Regions from separate parts of the Homo sapiens genome. Here region 2 is linked to region 1. A link is a loop called in an ENCODE intact Hi-C map of the cell type or tissue named here. Cell type or tissue: MCF 10A. All regions are shown on one strand. Links, peaks and the distances in the headings refer to the core of each region. The heading gives the core; the rest is flanking DNA. Region 1 has its middle 12 kb from the start of LINC02258. Region 2 has its middle 52 kb from the start of LINC02258.

Evidence for each region. Hi-C counts contacts between places; a loop is a spot of excess contacts. Peaks named below come from ENCODE experiments on the same cell type or tissue, not always from the same donor. Only the 100,000 strongest peaks of a DNase experiment are listed, where the experiment ranks them.
Region 2: it touches region 1 in a loop (2.9-fold over the local background); 2 of 110 quality-filtered maps call a loop at or near these places.

What each region holds. Positions count from the first base shown.
Region 1 is chr12:87,751,922-87,761,877 of GRCh38, reverse strand. No RefSeq gene overlaps it. Among named protein-coding and RNA genes, the nearest start is that of LINC02258, 12 kb to the left of the region's middle. In MCF 10A, for the core only: no CTCF peak of the experiment used is centred there; DNase peaks (open chromatin) are centred at 4,947 and 5,577.
Region 2 is chr12:87,815,420-87,825,375 of GRCh38, reverse strand. It overlaps the pseudogene GADD45AP1. Among named protein-coding and RNA genes, the nearest start is that of LINC02258, 52 kb to the right of the region's middle. RefSeq lists an enhancer at 3,580-4,779. In MCF 10A, for the core only: no CTCF peak of the experiment used is centred there; DNase peaks (open chromatin) are centred at 4,315 and 8,985.

The DNA of each region.
Region 1 (9,956 bases), core at 1,324-9,323:
ATGTGAAACATTGGCTAAAGGAATAGCCCCTATCTGAGACATTGTTGATCTTATTATATTTGAGGTAAAATAGAACCCAGAAGAACCTTGCAATTTTTCTTAAAATTTCTTCTTAGAAGTGGCCATTTCACTTCTGTTCCCATTTCATTGGCTAAAACAAGTCACAGGGCAAAAGCGAGTGTCCACAGTTTGTAATGGATAATTCACCCAGAGGGAGTAAGGCACAGCTATTTTAAACTATTTTAAACAGACTAGATTGTTTAAAATAGTCAGCTATTGACATTTCTATAACTGAGTTTCTGTTCAATTTTTCTCATTATCTATTCCCTTTCCCATCTTCTCACCTCCTTTTTTTTCACTCCAATAAACCAAAACATCCAGATAATTGACCTGCATATGTGTTCTCTTCTTTGTCTTTACCACTCCAACGTGGTCAGACCCTCATTGTCTCTCTCTTAAACAAATTACTCAAGTCCTCCAACTGGTTTCTCTGCTTTTGGTCTTGTGCCCCTTCATGTCTGCCCTCCATTCATTCACACATTGATCATGCCAGTCACCTGCTGAATACCTGATCCCTTCCTGATGTGAGCTCTGTGTCCTCTCTGGCCTCATTTTCCCCCAATGATAATTCATTGCCGTATTCTATGAAATGGACTTCCATGCTACTTCCTCACCCATTGACTTGTATAACTGTTAGTGAGAAATCACAAGCACCACTTTCCTTGGAAAGACCTTCCTAAAGCTTCCAGGCTCTCCAAGGTCCTGAAATATATTGTGCATGTTATGATTGCTCCGCTTACAATATTTGTGATAATTATTTTTATATGCCTGTCTTCCCTACTGGACTGTAAACTCTTTAGAGTAGGGACTCTAAAGCTGATTTTTACTCAGCTTTGTGTCCTGTAAGAGGCACAAGGTGTGTCTGAATAATCTTTGTGCTATTGCACACAACACAGTATCAGTTATAATAGATTCCAAGTAATTTTGCTTAATAAATAAATGGACTTAAGCAAAAAAAAAAAGGCATTCCCTTCTTCAAACCTAAAAATCTGAACTAATTTTGGAGTAAAGACGTATTTTACACCTGGATTGAACCAGGTATAATAAACATAGTGACTTTTATAAGTTTTGTTTGGAAAAGTAGGGGAAGTGAAATGTATGTCAGCATCATTAATTCCTTTTACTTTCTCTCTAATAAACAAAGCTGCAGCTAACAGTCTTAAAAATATTCGAATGTGGATTTCCCTATACATAAAAATTCCCCATGGGTTCTGTTTGCTAATGTCCTAACATTTCCCTTGGTGCTCAAGATTCGTGAGTATTGAAATGAATAAGTAAGTGCAGTCATGGTTAAAACCCCATTAACACAGACAAAATCACAGAAACCAACAGTGGGAAAACAGTTACACATTTTCAGATAAAGCAGAATCCATCTGTAGTGTATGAACTGCATTTTACATTGGTATTGACTCAAACTAGGAGTTAGATATAAAGACATATCTGTATTAAACAATTTCCTAATATAAAAGAGTATTTTTACAAGAGAGATCCTTACATATATAGTACACATTACTATGACACATTAAGGTATTATTGTTAATAATAGAATGGTAGTCTCACCACATAATATCTCCTAGCCTATCTCTCAGCCTCCATTTTAGTTTAAATACCAATTGAATTTCTCCTCTTGAGGCTTACAAAGCACAAATAAAGGTGTGTATTTGTTCTGGGTGAATAACAAGCAATTTGATTTTGGTATGCAGTGTATTATGTTTCTGATAATGTCAGTCATTATTCTATTTGATGTGTTCTTAGATTGATATGTTTAAAATTAATGAGGCATTTGTCCTCCCTGTGAAGAAATTAATAAGGAAATTTTATCCCATGAATTCTGTATATATAATTAAAACAAATCAATTTTATTTTGGAGTAGATATTTTCTGAATTCAAAGGCATCCTAGCCATTTATATGAATTGATATAATAATCAATTTGAAAATAATGATAAGTAATTTTAAATCATAACCAACTAAATATGCTAAGAATGCTGATAGTAGAGTTTCATTTCTGGATCTCAAATTTGATACAAGCTTCTCCCCAGTTTTGTCCTCTGGAGGAATAATGCATTGAATACCTGCCACTTACTGAGAATCTTCTATGTGCTAGATTCTAGGGTAGTTACTGGGTAAATATTTATTTACAGTTCAATAAGTATCTAGTTTTTCCTCATGTCACAATTTGCCCAAGAAAAATGTTGTATATAGAGGTAACTATGAGATACTATAGTTAGTGAGGGTTGCAGCTAGTCTAAGAACTGAGTGTGAATTAGAAGGAACTACTCTCTGAGTGCATCAATTAGAACAAGCTCTTCCTCCAAACAGAAATAGTCCTATCACTAAATGGTTTAGAAAACTGATGGTATTTTGAAATATAAAAGAGGTGACCTCATCCTCCCCCTTTTTTCCCCTGGAGGATTCAGGCCGATGCCAGGATACAGGCTTGGCGAATGGAATACAGGTTGGATTTATGTTATCTTTCTTGCCCTTCGCTACTTTTGTGCAGTGTACAAACTGCACAACTGAACATGATGACTCCATAGCTAATGATTCTCAGCATGGGAACTCTAAGCAAGCAATGTGTTAGATAATATTCAGGGAAGTCACCACAGAGATTGGGATATTTGAATATTAAAAATGAGACTTTGAAATTATTTTTGACAACTGAAGAGAGGCACTTTCAGAAAGAAGGAAAAAGGTGGAAATATCGAATTTTTATATTTTGCATCGTGCCAGAAAATTTGTTGCAATAAAAGATTTATTGTTGTGCCTGGAAAGAAAGGCTTTTGCCTGCTTATGAAGAGTTTGATAGAATACCTTGATAAGAAGCTCGGACTAAACCAAGGAGGTTGAAATACTTTTAGAAGAAAAATTAGGAAATACTGTAAGGGATACTTGAGTCAGTAACACATTACCTTTAGCATCAAATAGAGATAGAATAAATACAAAGCTGATAACTGTCTTGATTTGTCATATAGCAGATAGGGCTGCTTTCTTTTTAATTAAAAAGATTGAAACGTAAGTTTAAATGACACCACTGTAAATAAGAATCCAATGACCCATTTCAAATTTTCATAAAAGACATTTCTCTAAATGGGCCTATTTTGTTTTTATTGTCAAAGTAATAGGTAACATAATAATTAAATAATCAAGTTATATTAATAATAAAAAATATGTGGGCACAAAATCATGAATCATTCATAAAGTCCTACAAAACTGTAAGAGAATGTCAACTTACAAGTGCTAGTATTTGTTTAAAGTTTCTGCATACAGACACACACACACACACACACACACACACACACATATGTATATGCAGTAACATAATAGTTTTCATGCCAGTTTAGTCAATCACAGATACTTCTAAAAGGAATGCTGTTTACATGTACTGAAAAAGGGATGAAGTTTTGGTCAGGCCTGGTAGCTTTACAATCAAAGAACAATATTTACTTTTCTTTTTTCTGTCAGTACCATATCTTACTTTTGACTGTTCTGTACAAATTTATCATCTACAATACATTTAAATTTAAATTCTTAATGTTTATTTATGTTAAAAATAAATTTATTGTGAGCTCAAATTGAAGTGTAACCAGTGCATGATCCTTTACAATAATGTATTACTTGAGTACATGATCTTACCTAACGGGGAAAATTAAAAAACAATCCACTTTGTACTAAAGTCTATAATAGATTTTTCAGCCTGATAGAATTGCATGTTGATTTTCAAGTTTATAAACTAGAGATATTTTATAAATAACATCACATTATAATCTGTATGTTGTTCAGGAAATTCTTTAAGGGTCACAATAATCTGAGGTTCCTTTTCTTTAAAATATAGAAAGAGTGTGTATTTTGTCCTGTGAGTGATAAAACATTTAATTTAAGAAAAATTAATCTAGCAGAAAATTAGAAGATAGATTGGAGAAGTATGAGTTTGGTTAAGACATGTACCTAAGGACAGGAAAAATTCTCAGTAACAGCACAGCCAACCCACATGGAGACCTGAAGTGTCATTCACTGCTGTTAAGATTGTAACAGTAGTTACATTTTTTCTTGAGAGAAGGTCTGAAGACCTAATAACAATTTTATTAATCTGCATGGGTATGATCCAGCCCCTCTTTCCATCTCAAATTAAAACTCTCACAAGACAATTAATTTGGTTGAATTAATCAGTCATTATCCAGTACAGAGTGCTTCTGTTAAACAGACTGTCAGCCTCTTGGATCATTTCACACTATCTTTAGGATGGATGGCCATTGCTGACTTTATCAGCTATGCCCATGGTGGCAACCTAATGTGGCACCAGGCATGGTGACTACTGCATAACAAATCCCTCAAAATGTATCTGTGACTACTGGAGGCAATTTAGGGATTTTCAGACAAGCACAGTGTAATTAAAAGCCTCTGGTTGTAGTCTTACTTTAGATGACACTAACAAAATAGCCCAGATAATAGGGCCTTTTGGTAGATTCAGTTACTGGCACAATTTCCCACTCCCTCCAATACCTATGCCCTGTGCTATTTATTTTAGGTTGAAAAAAATGTTTTAGCAGATAATATTGGTATATTCCTCATTACACCAATCAGTTGTAAAGTAAAATTTTTATATGGAGGAAGGGGCCCACTAAGGGAAAATGTCTAGGGCCCGCAGAAGTCACCATTAGGACTGCTTGGGCAGCCATGGTTGGCTTGGGCAAGGGTGGATGGGGTACAGGCTGGTGCTCAAACTTCCTTTGGTCCTTTAACCTTCTAGAGGTCCCCCATTTCAGCTACTTTAATGCGTCGGCTCTTAACTTTCACTTGTGCGGTCACCCAGAACTTGTTGCACAATGCTGTATGCTTTTCTCAGGGAGCAAGCATAGAGCTTTTCACTGGATTCTCAGAGGGTTCTAGAAAGATGTGGCAATCCTGTTTAGGTAATCCTTACAGCTACAAAAAGCTGAAAGAGAAGCTGTGATGCCTTGGAGCCATTGTGATGACATTAGAGTAGCCAAGATGATGTAGAGATGTACAGTGATGATGTAAGAGGAGTGTGGTGACATGACAGATGAGGGGCAGCATGATTCCTTTTTTTTTTTTTTTTTTTTGAGACAGAGTCTCACTCTGATGCCCAGGTTGGAGTGCAGTGGCATGATCTTGGCTCACTGCAAGCTCCGCCTCCCGGGTTCACGCCATTCTCCTGCCTCAGCCTCTCGAGCAGCTGGGACTACAGGTCCCCGCCACCACGCCCGGATAATTTTTTTTTTTTTGTATTTTTTTAGTAGAGACGGGGTTTCACCATGTTAGCCAGGATGGTCTCGATCTCCTGACCTCGTGATCCACCCACCTTGGCCTCCCAAAGTGCTGGGATTATAAGCGTGAGCCAGCGTGCCCGGCCAGCATGATTCTTTTCTGGTTTCCCAGCTGGGTCCTCCAGGCAGTGATATTTGGATCCAGTCTCAACCTCTTAGGACTTCTAAGGCAAGTGTAGGAGATGTTTTTCATAGGGGATTTCCACAAAAGTGTTTTCAGAGGCAGTTCATGGGCTTGGCAAAAATCCTAAATTGCAAAACTGTTCTTACTGGTTAGTTGATGAGGTTACCCCCAACTGAGAGATGTTGAAAGATGATGAACAGTGACTTCAGTTGTTTATTCAAGTCTATGGAAACATTTTGTGGTTTATCTTTCCTCTCATGACCTCTCCAACTGCTATTTAGTAAAATTTTATTTCATTTTCTTTCACAGGTTCAAGATTCTCCATGATCTAATTTACTGGCTTCTTGCTTTTATATGTAGGTACTTTTCCTCCACCCTTGCAAAGCTATTTTGTGAAACTAGGTACCTGCTCATACACTGATGTTGGCATCTAAGAAAGGTTTTGTCCTTAGTTTAAATAGCTGCAAAGGATGGAATTTCCTGCTTACTGTCAATGTTGACTTATTTTTTGGTATGTAGTAAAATATACATCATGAAAGTTAACATTTTGACCATTTTTAGGTGTACAGGTCAATGGCATTAAGTATATTCACACTGTTGTACAACTATCACTATTATCCCTCTCCAGATCTGCCTTTTGATAGTTGACCTTGCAGTGCCCTCCAGTAAAAATGCACCTCACCTCTTGGCTTTGGGCCCAGTCATGTGATTTGCTTTGGTAAATCATATATTTGTTTGCCCTTTTGCATCTCTGCTGTTTACATGAGAGAAAACAAACAAACAAGAAAACACAACATTCTCAAAGAGAGTAAGAGATCAATGAAGCAGACCCAGATGGGACCTTCGGATTACTGCTATCCAGCTAAAAAGCCGGTCTAAATCAGCTGAACCCCAACTAACTCACTGGTGAATGGTCAATGGTCAAAGTAAATACTTAATCATTGTATAATAAAGATATTTTTTGGTTTGTTACACAGCAAGAGATGACTTATACAGGCCTAAACTTGGTTTCTGGCAGTGGGGGAGAAGAAAATAATAATAAAGATCATGCTCATGCTCTCCTATGCTCTCCTATGCTCTCCTTCTTCTTCTTCCTTTTTTTTTTTTAATGGAATTTTGAATTTTGCTCTTGTCACCCAGGCTGGAGTGCAATGGCATGATCTCACCTCACCACAACCTCCACCTCCTGGGTTTAAGTGATTCTCCTGCCTCAGCCTCCCGAGTAGCTGGGATTACAGGTGCCCACCACCATGCCCAGCTAATGTTTTGTATTTTTAGTAGAGATAGGGTTTCACCATGTTAGTTAGGCTGGTCTTGAACTCCTGACCTCAGGTGATCCATCTACCTTGGCTCCCAAAGTGCTGGGATTACAGGCGTTAGCCACTGTGCCCGGACTGCTCTCCTTCTTGAAACACTTTCTTTCCTTGGAATATATGACATTATGGTCTCATGTATATTGTTCTGCATTTCTGGGTGGTATTTTCAGTCTTTTTTCTTTCTACAGCTTAGTGTTGAAATTCCTCAAAAATCATCTTAGGCTCTCTTCCTTTCTCAGTTTATATTCTGTCTAATAATCTCACTTATTCACATGGCTCCCACTCTACCAATATGAGATGACAGTCAAATTCCCAGTGGGGAATGTTTGTTATTTCATCAATAAATGTCATGTTAGATGTAGTTTTTTGTGGTGCCCTTTATTAGATAAGGAAGTTCAATTTATTTCTTGTTGGTTTTTTCTGATCATAACAATGCCATGGCCTTATTGATCCCTTTTATTCTCTTAATGTAGTATAATACAATGATGCATTTTCATAATTAAAACCAACCTTATATTCATGAAATAAGCTCCACTTAGTCATATTCTTTTTTTTATTGGATTATTTTAAAACTATTATGTTGAACATTTTGGCAAATATGTTCCTGAGGGATATTGGCCTATGCTGTTTCTTGTAGTGTGCTAGCCATTTAGAATCAGTCTTATGCTAATCCTATGAAATGAATTGGAAAATATTCCGTTTGTAATGTATTTTCTGAAAATGCTTGTGTAAGAATAGTTTTATTTCTTCCTGAAAGATTTCCAATAATTCACAATCTGGTCCTAGGCTTTTATTTTTGGGAAAGTTTCTATTTATCTATTAACATTTGCACAGACCTAGGATTATTTAGACCTTAATTTATTTTTGTGTCAGATACAACACTTAGCATTTTTCTTGTGTCTGATATAATACCTTGACCTTTTCCATTTCATCAAAAGTATCAAATTTATTGTTACACATTTGTTCTAAGTATTTTATCTTTTTCATCCCTAAGGATTTGTAATAATGTTACATTTTTATTCCTGAGATTGGCAATTTGTATTTTTTCCTTTAGTTTTTCTTGGGTTTATACATTTTCTTATTAACTTCAAATTACTTATTTTAGAATCTGTTGATTTCTTTTATGTATATCTGCATTGTATTTTATTGATTTATATTCTTAGGTAATTATTTACTTCTCGTTTCTTATCTTTATTTTGCTATTCTTTCCTAACTTCTTTAAATAAAAATTTAGGGAATTTATTTTCAAATTTTCCTCTGATGTTTTGAAAAATACACTTTTGTGTGTAATTTTTTTTTTGCTGATCATCAAAGAAAGAGCCTTCCCTTGCTATTTTTTACCACCTTTCTTTCCTGAAAGGGAAGACTTTTTCCTTTTAATAAAATGTTCTTATCTCAGTGTTCTTATCTCAAGGTTCTTATCTCACTTATTGAATGGGAACACCATTCACCTAGTTGTAAAAATATAGATACCTGTAAGCATGCTTGAAACATTCATTTTTTTTTCTCTGCTAGTTCCCACAACACAATTATTAAGGCTGGTAGCTTCTACTTCCTAAATGTATCATGAATCTATATACTTCTCTCTGTTTCTCCTCCTAAATATGTCTTTTTTAAAAAGTCTGTGATTTTGTTTTGAATTACCTTAAGTCTTGTAATCACACATATTTTAAAAATTTGTGTATATCTCCTCTACTTTAATTCTTCTAATGAGTTGGAAAAAACACCATTACCAATTACACATACACAGTAATACTACAGTTTTAAATGTATTTGAATAGCTGTTTAAAGACAATTCTAAATTATAATTTAGTCTCACTTAGATATCAAAGATTACAAAAGTATAACTTGCTACTATTTCTTTTCCCACTAACTTTTAAAAGCATCTGATCTTATAGATCATTGATAAAATGTGAGAAGTGTTAAATATTCTTTATTTGGTATGACATTAAGTCACACTAAAATGCCTCTCAATAATTGAAAGATAGCATTTTTTTGATACAGGGAATTCTAATTAGATTGGCATAGTTAGGACCAAAAATATAAAGTAGACATTGTTACCATATCTTCAGCCCTTGCCTTTAACAAGCGACTCAACACAAATTATAACACAGGTAAGTCTTGTTTCATTCTGAGACAGTGGAGGTGTTTCCCATTTATTTAAATATATTCATATAAGGAGTTATATAAATCTAAATATAAAACCAATTTCCAATAGGTGTTGGGATGGCATTCACCATCTTTGTGAACAGTTGAACCTTACTAATCAAGTCTAATCATATCTGGAGAGGGGAAAACAGTAGTAGCCTTTTCTGAAGTAGAATTCCTATGAAAATTCAAAAAACCTACCATATTCATTTACCCACAAGCCAGTCGTAGTTAATTCAGGACTTTTCAATGAAAATATTCTTTCAATTGATTTTGTATCCTGAGACTTTGCTGAAGTTGCTTATCAGCTTAAGGAGATTTTGGGCTGAGACAATGGGGTTTTCTAGATATACAATCATGTCGTCTGCAAACAGGGACAATTTGACTTCCTCTTTTCCTAATTGAATACCCTTTATTTCCTTCTCCTGCCTAATTGCCCTGGCCAGAACTTCCAACACTATGTTGAATAGGAGTGGTGAGAGAGGGCATCCCTGCCTTGTGCCAGTTTTCAAAGGGAATGCTTCCAGTTTTTGCCCATTAATTATGATATTGGCTGTGGGTTTGTCATAGATAGCTCTTATTATTTTGAGATACGTCCCATCAATACCTAATTTATTGAGAGTTTTTAGCATGAAGGTTGTTGAATTTTGTCAAAGGCGTTTTCTGCATCTATTGCCAAGAACAGACAAACAGAGAGCCAAATCATGAGTGAACTCCTATTCACAATTGCTTCAAAGAGAATAAAATACTTAGGAATCCAACTTACAAGGGGCGTGAAGGACCTCTTCAAGGAGAACTACAAACCACTGCTTAATGAAATAAAAGAGGATACAAACAAATGGAAGAACATTCCATGCTCATGGGTAGGAAGACTCAATATCGTGAAAATGGCCATACTGCCCAAGGTAATTTACAGATTCAATGCCATCCCCATCAAGCTACCAATGACTTTCTTCACAGAATTGGAAAAAACTACTTTAAAGTTCATATGGAACCAAAAAAGAGCCCGCATCGCCAAGTCA
Region 2 (9,956 bases), core at 1,242-9,241, 64 kb before region 1:
AGGAGATTAATGATCTTTATTAAATATTTCAGGGCATCCATACCTACATTTATTTCATAAATTTCATTTACTCACTGTGGATTGAATTTGTAGTATCTTTATAACCAAGACAGTAAGATTTAGTAAGGACAGACACATTTAAGTTTGCATTATCAGTATCGTAAGCTACCTTCCTTGGGAGACATGCTCTAACTTCAACCAAAAATGCTTCTATTGTATTTATAAGATGAGACTTGTTATGGACACCCATTTTATAGCAGACTTTTGACTTTTGACGTCTGTGCTGTAGTTGAGATTTATACATATGCCAGATGAAGGTGGCACTTGGCATATGTGCAAATTTTCTTCAAAAATTTCCATTACCTAGCAGGCAAAGAGATTACTCCCTAACAGAAAGATGACAAGTTCGAACTTCTAAGATTTTTAGTTGCTGATATTTTAGGAGCAGGCTGTCGCTTGCTGTTTGCTTATGATTTCTTGGTTCCTGTTCCTGGGCTCTAGTTTCAATAATCTCGCTGATAGTGGAAGAAACTACATCAATTTCTCATTTTCTGTATCCTCACAGGAAGAGATAGGATTTGTCCCAGGTGTCTGCAACAGTCCTAGCATCCTGAAAGCTTATATTCCTCTGTGATTTCTTATTGGTGCAGTGTTTCTGTCCGTGCTTTTTATCCACAGAAATGGAAAGATATTGATTCTCTTAACAATAGAATATTTAGGACAATATCTTTAGTAATTAGAACTTATATGTACTTAAAAATTTTAAAGCAAAATAGATGCCTAATTTTATAGAAAAATAAGGATGTAATTTAATGATTGCATAATAAAATTGATTTTTAAAACTTTTAGAATATGTCTAACAATATTTGCTTTTCTACTTTTTAGTTTACTACTACAGGAATAAAAAAATTAATATGTTTCTGAATTTCAGTGGTAAGATATTACTTGTTCTTTTCTCACTCCTCACCCCACGTTAAAATTAGACTCTTTACTTTTTTCAAGAATATTTTTAAAAAGTATAATATTCTATGATATCTCCCAAGTTGTTCTCAAGAAGTTGTGGTGTGCTCTTTTACTGTAAATTTCTAAATGAGACTATATTAGAATTATATCACCTATCAAAAAAGGAGCCTCAACTAATGTGAATATTAAACTCCATTTCAACAAATCTACTAAATGTTTTTTGTCTTTGAGGTTTAGCCTGAAGTACTATTTTTGGTAGGAATCCAAAAGAGAGTTTTTAAATACTGGCACAAGACACATCACTTCATTTAAAATGTATAGTAACAAGAAAGCAGATTGTCATAATATTAGTCAAATCTCAGAGGGAAGTAACTCTTTTCATTATAGATTTTACATCACTATTTTATGGTTTTTAATTGTTGTATTGCAGATTAAGAGTAGGCAAACATGAAATATAATGTTTAATGGTTTGGATTTGAATTTTAATGCTTTGAAAAGGCGGTATAAAGAGCTTCTGCATTGATTATAGCAGCATAAGAGGTTGAGTACATAGCATAGTCACATAGTGTAAAGAAGTAAATGTTGATATAGTATCATATTTAACATTGATTAATGCTAACATTGTAAATTGTTCCCAGATTCTGGGAAAATCAACTTTTGTTCTTACTTTTCTCTTAATTATATTTGGAGGCTGAGATGGAATTTAAATGGTAGGTGGTCTATTATTTGTGAGTGCCTTAAAGGCCATTCAAATTAAATAGTATCGATAGGTTAGAAATTAAATGGTGTAGTATATATTAATTTTCTCTGTCAGGTATTAGTTACTGAATCTCAAAAAGCACTTAGCTGATATGATAAAACAGTGTGGACATAAATTCTAGAAGAGATAATCTGATAAGGAATGGAAAGACATAAATATCGTATTTAGTATTATCTTCAGTTAACCTACAAGAAGCACAAATTGAGCAGTTTAGAGAGCCATCTCCAAAGAATAGAAGATAAGTATTTTTGGTTTATTTTGGGTTTTAAAATCTTCCCTAGACTCTAAAATCAAGGAAGGCAGGTACTATGTTTGCCTTCATAATTGCATCCTCAGTAACTGTTGTGCAGAAGTCATTCAAAAATATTTTAATTTACTCTTGTTGCATAATTCTATAAAATGTTCTAAGAGCCAGATAAGTCCATTTTTTTTACTCCTATTAGTTCGAGCACTATTGTTAATATCATGAGATTTAAAAAAATAGTCCTACAATGCTTGAGGCAAAGAATCAATCTTGTTAATCATTCTTGACTTTAAGAATTCTTCTGTTTAGTGGGGACATGAGACAGAGATATGATCAAGTAGATGATATACAAGCCCATTACATAAAAGTCAGAGTTGAAAGCTCACAGAATAAACCAAATATTAGCATATAGCATTTTCTGTAACATGGAAAGAAAATATTTTTAAGGAAAAAATTTAAGAAAAACTTCTGTTTAATATTTTTTAACTTTATCACTCTCCCCACTCCCTGAAGTAAGGACTTGGCCATTCCCATGCCTGATTGTTGGCAGAGTGATGTAGGCGGCAACATTTCTACATGTATATCTGACTCTCAGTTCCCAGTGCAATTTCTTACTGATTTCAAAAACATGAAAGTTAAAAATTGAAATTAAGCTATTTCACTTGAATAAACTTCTCCATAGAATTAATATTTTTTGACTCTGGGCTTCTTTAAGTGGTGTCTGCTGTATTTATTCTGGGCAGAAGCTCCAGATCCTTCCTTCTCCATCAGGTGCAAGATACATGGATATATATCTTGCATATAGAAAGATACACAGATACCTAGAAGGGATACAGAAGTAGATACACACACTATACTGTTCTCCTGATCTGTCTGTGAATTCATCAGTACTACATTGCTTTAATTATTTTCATTTACTAGTATCTCTGAAAATTAGTTGAAAGCTATTGCCATCTCATACTTTCCTCTATTTTCATATTTTGTCCTCATAAATATTTTCATCATAGAAGTAGTGGTGTCTTTTTTATATCCATTGATTTGAGTGATTGTTTTGTTCCTAGATTTCTTAGTAAATTATTTATAAGTGATCCTCCAGGTAAACAGTTTCAGAAAATAATGGCAATATTTACAATTTTTATACTGCAGATCTCTTTTTCTGAATGTGTTCATTTAGAAAATTCAGAACAATGTTAACTAATAGTAGTCATATGTTTTTGTCTTGCTTCTGATTTTTAAGGTGATGGTTACACCATTTACAACCACAACAGTTATGCTAATACATGTTTGAAATGATAACATATTAATAAAATGTCAACTTGCATTTAAAAACAAAACAAAACAAAAAGTCGATCTGCCAGTCGTCTCCATGGACTTCTGCACCCCATCCCAAACCCTTCTTCACCTGGGGTCCCCTTCCAGTTTTCCCCTGCCTCCCAGGCTCTTGACATGGCTTACCTGCCTTCACTTCCAGCACCCTGCCTCCAAAGTATAAGCTAGATCCCCTTGGCCTTCTGAATCTGCCAGTGTCTCCAGGTTCCCAAGACCACTTCCCTGTGGGCTTCCAAAATGGCCTTTATCATTTCCCCAGTCTGTCACCCTCTTCCATTTCTCCCATACACCCACAGTTTGTTTCTTTCCCTGTAAAAACCTTCACTGCCTCAATTTCTGGTTCACTCAACTCTTGTCACTATGTCTTGAGGCATGAAGCCTCAACTCTTGGAATTGCTGGCAAGGGGTGACTGCCTCTAAGTCACTGTTTTTTACATAGTGATTATTTTCTGTAGCGTTTTGACCTAAGATCTCAGCAATTTGAACACTAATTCCTCCCCTCCTGGCTCAAGAATTACTCCGAAGTCAGTCTGCAGAAAATAAATATTTAATATGACATAAAAAAATGCAGATCCGCTTGAAGTTGGACCTAAGCAGTCTATAGCAGTCCAAATTTATAGTATAAGTTTTCATGTCATAAAATAACAGTACAATTTATAATAAAACTGCAAATTTAATATCTAATCAAAATACAATAAAATATGGTTTTCAAATATGATTAATTCTTTCAGCTTTTCCTTTACTTGAGGGCATATAAACCAAAAATACTCAAATTGTGGCTGCACATTTAAACTTTAACAAAGCATATTTGGTTTATTTTAATGTAACTCAACCATTCTAAATCAATACCTAGTTTTCCTTCCTGCATGATTCTTTGTAATTGTTCCTTTTGACTTGTATTTCTGTTTCAATACAGCTTTCTTCTTCATTTTCACCTCTTTCTATTTGCAAAGTCTTTTATGTCCAGGCCCCCAGAACAGGTAGTTGAACTCACTCACCTCCTTGACATCAGTTTCTGTAATCCTTGCGTCAGTGTAGGGAGTAACGGCTTGAGTAATTACAAAGGTATTTCAAAAACTTCAGTGCAATTTGGTTCAGTTATTTTCATTCAGATGCCATCACCGTTCAGGGAGATTAACCACTGGAACCCACTGATCCAGTGGTGTGGATGTCAGCATGAATACACATCTTAAAGCTGTGAAAATGACCCTGAAGAACAGAGAAACTGTACAGCTGGAAACACTGAGTATTCGAAGAAATAACATTGATATTTTATTCTACCAGACAGTTTATCTCTGGATACACTACTTGTGGATGGTGAACTTAAGGTGAAATCTAAGAAAAGGGAAGCTGTTGCAGGAAGAAGCTGAGGCAGAAGTAGAGGAAGAGGACATGGCCGTGGCAGAGGAAGAGGGGGTCTTAGGCGACAATGTCTTTCAATATTACTGTTCCAAAGTGACATGGGATTTGGGATATTTTTTGTACAGATTGTGTTTGTTTATGTCAGTTTTTAATAAGTGTAAATGTGGAACAGTTGTCTATTCAGTAATTTTTTTTACAGAAGTTTTTTATTGATTGAAATGAAAGACATTTTCTGAACTGCTAAAATTACCATTTCAGGGCTTCAGAAAGACTGAGATATCAGCATTTAACAAGATATTAAGTGAACAAGAGATCACAGAATAAAACTTATACAAAATGAGGCATGGATCAGTTCATAGGTAATGGCTTTTATATTGTATTTGATATAATTCTTAATTTTATATCACTACTGAATATTTATTACAGTATTTCTAAACATAATTTGAAAAAATAAACAGAGAAACAATCTTGGTACCTCATAATTTAGATCATAAGATATCAGAACAAATACAGCCACCAAATATATCCATCTTAAATACAGTATACATTTAACAGAAATAATAATACATGACAAATTATTCAAATTTGAATTGAAAAGGAACAAATCGTTAGCGAGGAAAGCAAAATGTTTTTAACGTATTATATATAACACTTCCACCTAAGGGTCATAGCTGCTCAGATAACTTGAAAATATAGTCTAGGATTCCTAATATTATAAACATATTCTCCCATCTACTCCTTAAAGAAAAGTTTGCGGTGTTTGCATATACCAATATTGAATTTCATACATCTGACAGTTTGCCTAGACAACTATATTCTGAAAAGCATACATGTTTTAAGCTGTATGACAGTGATAACCAGAAAACAAAACACATATCTGCATCTGGTGGAGCTGAAATCAGGTCTCTTCAATTCAGCAGATCCAAATTCTGAAGGAATGTTTTTTAACAAACTTTTGGACAGTATTGACATGCGGGTTAAAAACAATTAGACTCTATTAAATGATGAAAAAATACCCAGGCTGCACTTGAAAGACTGGAAGAAATGGAAGAACAATTGTATTCTCTGCAAATTGGAAAAACATAAATCACCTAGGTATGTGAATTATATCAAGAAAATTGATACTGATTCTGGTCTTTACATTCCAAAACAAATAAGTACTATATTCTACAGAGATATAAGAGGTCTGTTTTCTTGCCTAGCTACTCATTTTAATATTCTTGTTTCACTTAATGGCAATCATCGCAAAGAACATTTCAGTCTATTTTAGTCCAGTTATGGTAATATAAAATCAATTCACTCTTAAGGAAAACCATGTCAATTTATTGGAGATATAAGCATGAAAATCCTATCTTTCAAGATATGATGGTATTAGTTATTATAGATTCAGTAATTACACATACATCCATTTGGATATGTTAAAATTATATATTTGACTATAATCCTCAATACAGATTTTTTACATTGGCCAATGCCCTTCATGGAACATTGCTGAAGTAAATTAGACCCTTAGAGGTACAAATGGCAGTGTTAACACAGATAATGCCGGAATGTATTTCATTGTTGCAGTAGGCCACTTCAGTGATTTTTCTTTCATCTAACTAGATATGCCACGAAAGCTCAGATACCTACATTGATAGAAATTAGCTTGAAATAAGATGCAGCAAAGAACAATAAGCATGCTTCAAAGGTGGTTGCATTTGCAAAGTGAAACTAAATATTAATGTCAATAAATTGATGTAATAGAAATTGCAGTGTTTTGTAGTTTATTTTGCTTCATTGCAAACATTCAGTAGAGAGTGATCTTAGGAAAACAAAACAGGCTAAAAACATTCTGGAAATGGCATGATTTAATCTATTGCTGGAAGACTGCAATTGGAGTAGAGAATAAAGTATTCTCCAGAAGAGAGATGGTATCTTACAAGATGTCTGATATATCATTAAAATAAATAAATAATTTAAGTTCTTCACTTCTGTCTTCTCATTGGCCTGATTTTTATTGTAACCTATTTTTGGCATTCCATTTAGTTATTTGTGAAATTGCTAAATGGTGACCTTGGCACAGAATGCCTGACATTCTTTTAAGTGTTTAACCCTAGTTTCTAACCCCAACTCAATATGCCTAACCTCTACATTGCTGCTGAAGCAGTAAAAATACAATGAAATGTACAGACCATTAGTTCCATTCTAAATGCTCTTAGCTTCCCTGGAGACTTCAAATTCTTCACAAATTTCCAGAGTTCCAGAACAAATACTTTAACAGAATATTAACCTAAGGAAAGCAGATGGATCCTTTGGTCGAACATTAAATGATGCCCCGTTGAGTTTAAATAGTTCAGCGTAATGTATTTTATGACTATTCCTTCAAAATGAATATCCTGAGTTAAAACAAAGCCAAGCCCCTACGGGGAGCTGCTGTGACTGTGTTTCTGCATTTGTCTGTAGGTCAGGAACAAGTGAGAAGTGATTAACTGTCTACCTACTACTTTTTTTTTTTTTTTTTTAGGGGATGGTATATTAATTTCTTAGGGTTGCCATAACAGATTACCACAAACTTCTTGCCTTAAAGTAGCAGAAATTTATGCTTTCACAGTTCTAGAAGCTAGAATTCTGAAATCAAGGTTTTGACAAGGCTGGCTTCTTCTGGATGATCTGAAGGGAATCTGTTCCATGTCCAGTTTCTGGTGGCTGCTGGCCACCAATGGCATTCTTTTACTTGTAGATGCATCCCTTCAATCTCTATCTCCATTGTCACAGATAGCCTCCCTGTGTGCCTCTCTAAATCTTCATATGACCTTCTTCTAAGGACACCAGTCTTTGGGTTTAGGGCCCATCCTAAAGCAGTATGACCTCATCTTAACTAACTACATCTCCAAAGACCTTATTTCCCAGAAAGATCCTACACTGAAGTTCCTGGTAGACATAAATTTTGAGGAATATTATTCAACCCAGTACAGACAGGTGCAGTTTCAAGTTAAACTTGTCTTATTTTGATGGAGTTTTGAGGTAAACATTATTATTATTAGAATTCAATGTCACCAGTTCTCTTCACCTTTTTGTAGTTAGGGAAACTACATTTCCTAGCCCCTTTGCATTGCATGGGACTTTGCGATTAGTCTTGCACAGTGGTCCAAGACTGGGAATTAAAAGACTTACTTTGGGCTGGGCATGGTGGCTCACGCTTGTAATCCCAGCACTTTGGGAGGCCGAGGCGGGTGGATCACGAGGTCAGGAGATCGAGACCATCCTGGCTAACACGGTGAAACCCCGTCTCTACTAAAAATACAAAAAAAGTATTACTTGGGCGTGGTGGCAGGTGCCTGCAGTCCCAGCTACTTGGGAGGCTGAGGCAGGAGAATGGTGTGAACCCGGGAGGTGGAGCTTGCAGTGAGCCAAGATCAAGCCACTATACTCCAGCCTGGGTGACAGAGCGAGACTCCATCTCAAAAAACAAAACAAAACAAAACAAAAAGACTTACTTTGAGACTTAGCTGCTGAGGAGCTGATGTGGATGTCTCCATGATTATTTCTGGTCCAGTGATGCCAGAAACTTGGTGTTGAGAAGGAAATGCCACACATCAAAGTCATCTGGACAGTGGCCTTTATCTGAGTGAGAAATAAACTTTTGTTATTATGACACTGTGATATTGGTGATATTTGTTACCAAAGCAAAATATAGACAATTCTGAGTAACGTAAGTTTCTTTAAACCCCAAACCATCTTTTAATATGAGTTTATAGCTCACAGCTTAATCAGTAGTCTGAACTTGGAGCCTATATGGTCTTAGCTCAAATTTTTTATTCCAAACATTTAATTTTCCTCTTCTTTCCTAAAAGTTTGATTCCATTTACAATTATTTGTTGAACACATTTATACTGAGGACTTTCTACACATATACATTAGAACATGTTTGATTTATATTATCTTTGACACTTGAATATGGGCAAATAAAGCCAGATTGTTGCTGAACTCTTGAAAAAGCTATTTGTGTTAACAGAGTTGTGACATGAATTTTTGTCATTTAACTATTATAAAATTCCCAGTGGTACTCCACTGGCAGAAAATAAGACTTTAAAAAATGGTGTTTCTGTATCAAACAAAAATTTGTTGAGCTGTGCTTTAAACTCTAGAACTTAGCTTCAAAGTAAAAGTTTTATTATTGAAAATAAAAATGGTAATCTGTAGACAATCTTACAGTGGCTACAAAGAATGCTGTGACATTTCAGACATATGTTCAACTTCCATCTCCATAATGAGTTTATTTTGAGTCTATTTATATACAGTTCATTTGAAGGGCAAAAATGAGAAGTTATACCCAAATGGCAGGGGTCCAAAAATCATGTCACTTAAGCAACAATTTTATGTGTAATATAACCCCCTGCTGGGGTGTCTGAAGATCTTACTAGAATGTTACATAAAAACTCAGCGTTAAAGCACAATAGGGAAACTAATTTAAAATGGAAAGAATGCAATTATTCCCCAACAAGAATGAACTAGAAAATGTTTCAAACAGGTTGAAGGGCAGTGTTCACTGACCTGAGTATGCTGATCCATGGAGGAGCTGAATCTGTCACAGCATAGAAAATAGTCTGGGCTGAGCCCTCTCTCTGAAGCTGCCTGGCTAAATGGCTTTATTACAGTGTCACGAGGCAGGAATGTCAAGGGTGACCCTCTGCCATGAAATGTTCTTTATTTCAAAGGTCCTTCAGGAAATCCCTGTGTGCTCACTGGCATGGGTGATCAGGAAAGGATCAAGGTCTTCTAGAGGTTGTGAAACCAATCTGGTCTCTTGGCATCTTTCAATATGGGATGACCTCAAGCTTAATGAGACACGATATTGCTCTTAACTCAATCCCCAGCGACTGTGGACTTTGAGAGTTCATCTGGGCCTCCTTCGTGTCGTATTCACAGTCTTGAAATTTAGGTCAAATTCTATTCATTCAATAAATATTTCTTGGCTATTTACCATGTTCCAATTTTTTTTAGGCTTGGTTGTGCAAGGATGAACAAGGCAGATGTGGTCTCTACCCTTCTGGGACTCACAGTCAAATGGGAAGAGTAGGCATTGCATAAACAATAAAATAGATAACAATTATTGTGATTTATGAAAGCTTTCATGAAAGATAAGTATGATAAATGATAAAGTCCTCTTTATATCTCCTCACCTCATGATACCTTGGTAATTTGAGAGGCCTCCTTTTGAACTGCATATAGAAGATCATTAGTTTTCTTAGTCTTCTTTTTCCTGTGAACGTAAACAGTTTTGGTACTTTGAAGTTTTAACTGCTACTATTGAAG